Regions from separate parts of the Mus musculus genome. Here region 2 is linked to region 1. A link is a contact called in ENCODE POLR2A ChIA-PET data. All regions are on one chromosome and are shown on one strand. Each heading gives the region's core, a stretch centred on a gene start or an enhancer-like site at or near the end of the contact. The rest is flanking DNA. Distances are from core to core; before and after follow the strand shown. Region 1 holds the start of Capns1 (calpain, small subunit 1). Region 2 holds the start of Polr2i (polymerase (RNA) II (DNA directed) polypeptide I).

Region 1 (2,527 bases), core at 10-2,509:
GTGTGGCAGGGAGGGGTGTGGCAGAGAGGGAATCCACATTAGTCATCACCAAATGATTTATCCGCTAAGGCTTAGGCCTGGGTCGCCACCCTCTGTGCTCCCGCCTTTTAGAGTTTCCGGTTTCGACAGGTTAAATCTTGCTTCACACACACACACACACACACACACACACACACACACACACACACACACACAGGTTTGAGCAATGATTACCTGGCCTGGTCCCAGCAAGCCCTTAGGTGGCGTTAGTGCAATTACGGTCTTGTCTGCTGAGATCTTATTTGACTGATTATCATATTAAGTTATCGGAGATTCTTTGAACAGGTAAAGCAGACTGGTTGTTTAACCTCAGTTTACTTATACATAGAATGGGGACAATAACAGACCTATCCCACAGGCCTGCTTCGAGGACACACAACCTAGTGAGTGGAGAGTATTTAGGGACCGGCAGGTATTTGTCGATGTTGTTTAAGGATGAGCAAGAGTAAACGAGCTAAGGGAACCAGGTGAGCTCCCAGCTGAGGGAACAACATGGCGACATAGGGACTAACAGAAGAGCTGCCATTTACTATGTATTTATCACTTAATTCTGATAGGGGCTTACCCTAGTGTCCTCTAGGGTCTCATGTAGCCCAAGCCGGTCACAAACTTGTTATGTACTGAGAATGGCTGCCTGCCCTCACCTCCCAGTGCTGGTTTTACAGGTGTGTGTCATCACGCCTGGCTATGTTCCCGCCTTACACATGAGGAGGTCATTACTCAGAGACACCAGGTCACTGTTTTAGGGATGAGCAATAAAGACTCAAACCGAGGTTTATATAGTTCCTAGGGAGTGGCCAGACAGCCAGACTAGAAGCCCAACAGCGACCTGGGTGAGAGGCACAAACTGATGGTAAACTTAAGATGTAGATTCCTAGCATTCGGGAAACAGAAGCAGGAGGATTGTTTCAAGTTCGAGGTTAGCTAGGGCTTTAGGTCATCATTTAGAGGATGTTTAACAAACCTCTGTCTCAAAGTGCACAATGAATGAATGAATGAATGACAACTGAAGTCCTTTTTTGCAACTATATACTGCAACGGTGACCGGGTACCCTGTATCTAGTTCCTGGAGGCTCCAGTACCTGGGCGTTAGAATAATTTATTCGTACTCAAAGCTATTTAATCTGGACAGCGTTGAATTTCCAGCAGTGTGTGTATGGGGACGGATGAGCTAAGCAGAGACTTGCAACCATAACCCTCCCGCGCAGGCGCAGTCTGCAATGGAGGCTCTAGGACCGCGCAGACGACGGCTGGGTGGCGGCAGGGTCTAACCCGGAGTAGCTGCCTGAGTCACCGGCCCCGCCCTCCCGAACCGGACACAGCGGAGGCCCTGCAGCAGGCGAGCAAGACCGCGGACCGCCGGATCCGTAAGTGAGACGGGACACTCCAGTCCAGCACCCCTGCACCCTGTAGATCCGGAATCCGTAGTCCTCAGATCTGGCGAGACCCTAAAGTCTTGGCCCTTGGGGGGTCCTAGGACCGGTGTTCTCAGATTCGAACCATCGGGCCTGTCAGCCCCTCCAGAACACTCCTTACCATCCCGGATCTGACGACCAAAAAATATAAGCCCAAAGATCAGAGAGATACCCGGAAATTATTTTGGGCGTCTAGAACCACAATCCGAGATCGTGGTTCCCATTTGCGGTGGGAAGAACTCCGTTATCCAGGATCCTCCGGGCGCACAGCCATAATTTTTGGCCGGAGCCCACAGATCCCGTAGTGACAGTGTAGTCCCTCTGTCGAGAGTATCTGAATGTCTTAATCCACATTAGGAACTTCCTGGTCAGCCCTGGGTCATCCCTACCCTGAGCTTAATTTTGGAAGGCCTGGATCTGAGACACGTTCGGTTTTACACACCTTAGGGTTTCTACACGAGAATCCCCTGTTTTCCCGCTGCCTCAAGACAGGGTAAAGCAGGCAGGCGCTGTAGCCGAGGCTGGCCTTGAACTGGTCCTCCAGCCTCAGCCTCCCAATTTCTGGGATTACAGTAGAGCGCTACCACGCACGCCCAGCTGTACCCCTGTCCTCATGCCTATATATATGCAGTCAAGCCTGGGCCAGGGTACTTTCTAGACCCTAGGAGGTTTCACATCTCCTATCACCTGTCCAGACCCCTAGCTAGAGGCTCTGTCCCCATCTCGAGGCCTTAGTTTCCTCCCCAATCTAGTTGCCGGAAATGCTTGCTTTTTTTTTTTTTTTTTTTTTTTTTTTTGCGGGAAGGGCTGGGCTCCTGGCAAGGCCACTACCCGACCCACCCCTTTTACTTTACAGGACTCAGCTGCGATCATGTTCTTGGTGAATTCGTTCTTGAAGGGCGGCGGTGGCGGTGGGGGAGGCGGGGGTCTGGGCGGGGGCCTGGGGAATGTGCTCGGAGGCCTGATCAGCGGAGCTGCTGGCGGCGGCGGCGGTGGCGGTGGAGGCATGGGACTGGGAGGAGGTGGCGGAGGCGGTGGAACTGCCATGCGCATCCTGGGCGGAGTCATTAGCG
Region 2 (2,527 bases), core at 13-2,512, 37 kb before region 1:
GCGGTGGCCGCAGTGTGGGGCAGTGCAAACATAGTACAGGCGCATGGCGTCCTAGCAATAAGAACGTTCAGTCAGGGTCTGGACCCAGAGGATAGTGTGAGGACCAAAAGAAACGATCAAAGAAACTTTCCCAATCTTGATTTGAGTAAACAGGATCAACCCAAAACTGGCGTGTCCCCCCCACCCCTACCCCCCCAAGCACCCAGCCGCCACTCACCTCAGCTCGGGCACTGTGTGACTGAAAGAACACTGCCTCCTTGTGGCCACACCTGAGGGAATGGTTCAGTTACTAAACCGCGAAAGACCTCTCTGTGCACAGCCACTCCTCTTTCCCTATGCCAGCTGCGTACTCACTTCTGGCACGGGTGGTCCTCCGTCCGGGGCAACGTGGGGTCCTGGGACACGTCTGCGATGATCTGGGTCAGCTCGCTGCAGGCATAGGGAAGTAATTAGCGGTCAGGCCGGGTGTCCTAAGAGGTGACCCGTGCCCCAAGCGAGGTCCCGCCACTCACTCCACTTCGTGCGTGATTTTGTTGACGTAGATGCAGCTGTTGTCGGCTTCCTGCTGGTAATCGCAATTCCGGCACTGCAGACGGGAGAGCATGTGGGAGGAGTGTCACAAACAGATCAGATCTCCAACAAGACTGGACAGGAAGGCAGGGTGTTCCCAAGGAGGGCATGGACAACATGGGAGAGAGGGTGTGCTGAGGGGTAGTCAAGAGGCGAAAGCGTGGGGGAGCCAGCAGGGAGCGCGCAGGGAAGGCGTGAACCCGCGGGCGAGAGGGTTGCCGGTACTCACCGCGTACAGCAGAATGCGATTTTCCTTGTCCTCCTTGGGGTACAGCATGTTATTACTGTGGGGAGGGGAGGTCAGAGGTCAGCCCTGGAGCCAGTCCTCACTGCCTTCCCACACCTACTGCCCGGGCCTCACCATTCCTGGCAGAACCGAATACCCACGAAGCCAGGCTCGTACGTCCCGTCGGGTTCCATAGCGACTGGGCTGCTGAGCCTTCTGCGCTTGCGCGGGCGCGCTACGGAACGCGGGAAGGGTCGCACACCGAAGCTGCACCAAACTAGGGCGATGCTGCGCGCATGCGCGGGTTCCTTATTTTTTTATTTTTTTTATTTTTTTTTTTATGGATGTCTGGCTGACGGCTTGCGTCGATCCTTTGATACCCTCTGCTACTCACTCCCGATTTCGGAACCTGCTTCCCAACTCCGAGTGGAATGGATCTAGGACAAGGGCTGGGACTATGATGCGCGATGTCATCCGCAAGGCGCTGAGCGTGAACGAGAGAATCCGCTGCTCTCTTCTTGGCCCAAGGCCAGTGCACATGCGCCGAACTTACACTCGGCGGACCGGGACAACTCCAGCCATTCTTCCCGGCTTCGGCCTCCTCCCGCCCTCCTCTCCTGCTTCCCGTGCACGGAAGGCCTCTCGGGATTGGTTGGACGTACCCGAGAATCCGCCTGTCCGTGGAGAAAGAACAGCAGCGATTGGCTGGCCATGTTAGGTGGAGAACTTGCATTGGTCAGCTCCAGAACAAGGGGCGGGACCTATATCCCAGAAGCAGCGGCGGCCACTGCGGAGCCGGTGTGAGACGGCTGAACCGCACCGCGGGCCACTCCGGGGCGCAGCGAGATGGAGGTGACGGGGATATCGGCGCCCACCGTGATGGTTTTCATCAGCAGCTCCCTCAACAGCTTCCGTTCGGAGAAGCGATACAGTCGTAGCCTCACCATCGCAGAGTTCAAGGTGTGGCCGTGGGGGCGGGGTCCGGAGGGGCGGGGCAAAGAAAAGGGAGTAGGGGGCTGAAAACTAGTGGGCGAACCTGGAGGGAAGGTTGCAGAGACTGACAGCCAGCCTCCCAGGCCTGGGAGCCCCGGAGAACAGAGTCCACCGAGTAGGGGCAGGACCCGGGAAAAATCAGACACTCCAGAGAGCCGAGGGGGCGGGTCCAGAAGGAACTGGTCCAAGGTGGGTCTTTTTGGAACTTGTTTGTTGATCAAAGTCTGAAGATGAGGCCTCTGACAGCCTTTCTCCTCATCTTGCCTCTTTACTGCAGTGTAAACTGGAGCTGGTGGTGGGCAGCCCTGCTTCCTGCATGGAACTGGAGCTATATGGAGCAGACGACAAGTTCTACAGCAAGTTGGATCAGGAGGATGCACTGCTGGGCTCCTATCCTGTGGATGACGGCTGTCGCATCCATGTGAGGACACCCTTTCCCGGGACCCGCCCCACATTCATTCACTAATTTATTTCTTCAACAAATACCATGTTTTGCCCAGTGTGATAACCAGTATAGGCTCTAGCCACATGGAAGCCCCAGTTCAGCCTGGTCAGAAGCAGACATTCAGTAGACAGTGACAAACCAGAGTTGTCTGAACTGGCTTAGGGGGAGGGAGCTCACGGGAAATTCATCAGAGGTACCAGGCTTTACCTGGGGATATCTGAAGAGGCTTCCTTGAGGAATGGGTATTTGAGCTGATATCTAGAGAATGTTCCATGGAGAGGACAAAAGTATAA

Evidence for each region. ChIA-PET counts read pairs that join two places held with the same protein, here RNA polymerase II (POLR2A).
Region 2: POLR2A ChIA-PET joins it to region 1 with 31 read pairs in Patski. The contact joins the promoter of Polr2i here to the promoter of Capns1 in region 1. POLR2A ChIA-PET finds 5 or more read pairs at or near these places in 4 of 5 experiments (Patski and embryonic stem cell).

The regions. Positions count from the first base shown.
Region 1 is chr7:30,193,885-30,196,411 of GRCm38, reverse strand. It overlaps Capns1 (calpain, small subunit 1), which reads left to right and starts at 1,259. Exons shown (of 11, transcript NM_009795.4): 1 at 1,259-1,406; 2 at 2,311-2,527. The coding sequence starts at 2,326.
Region 2 is chr7:30,230,809-30,233,335 of GRCm38, reverse strand. Polr2i (polymerase (RNA) II (DNA directed) polypeptide I) reads right to left here and starts at 1,262. Exons shown (of 6, transcript NM_027259.1): 1 at 932-1,262; 2 at 800-854; 3 at 513-586; 4 at 355-429; 5 at 218-269; 6 at 1-51. The coding sequence starts at 990. It overlaps Tbcb (tubulin folding cofactor B), which reads left to right and starts at 1,139. Exons shown (of 6, transcript NM_025548.4): 1 at 1,139-1,756; 2 at 2,067-2,210. The coding sequence starts at 1,643. Ovol3 (ovo like zinc finger 3) reads left to right here. Exons shown (of 4, transcript NM_001289817.1): 4 at 1-39.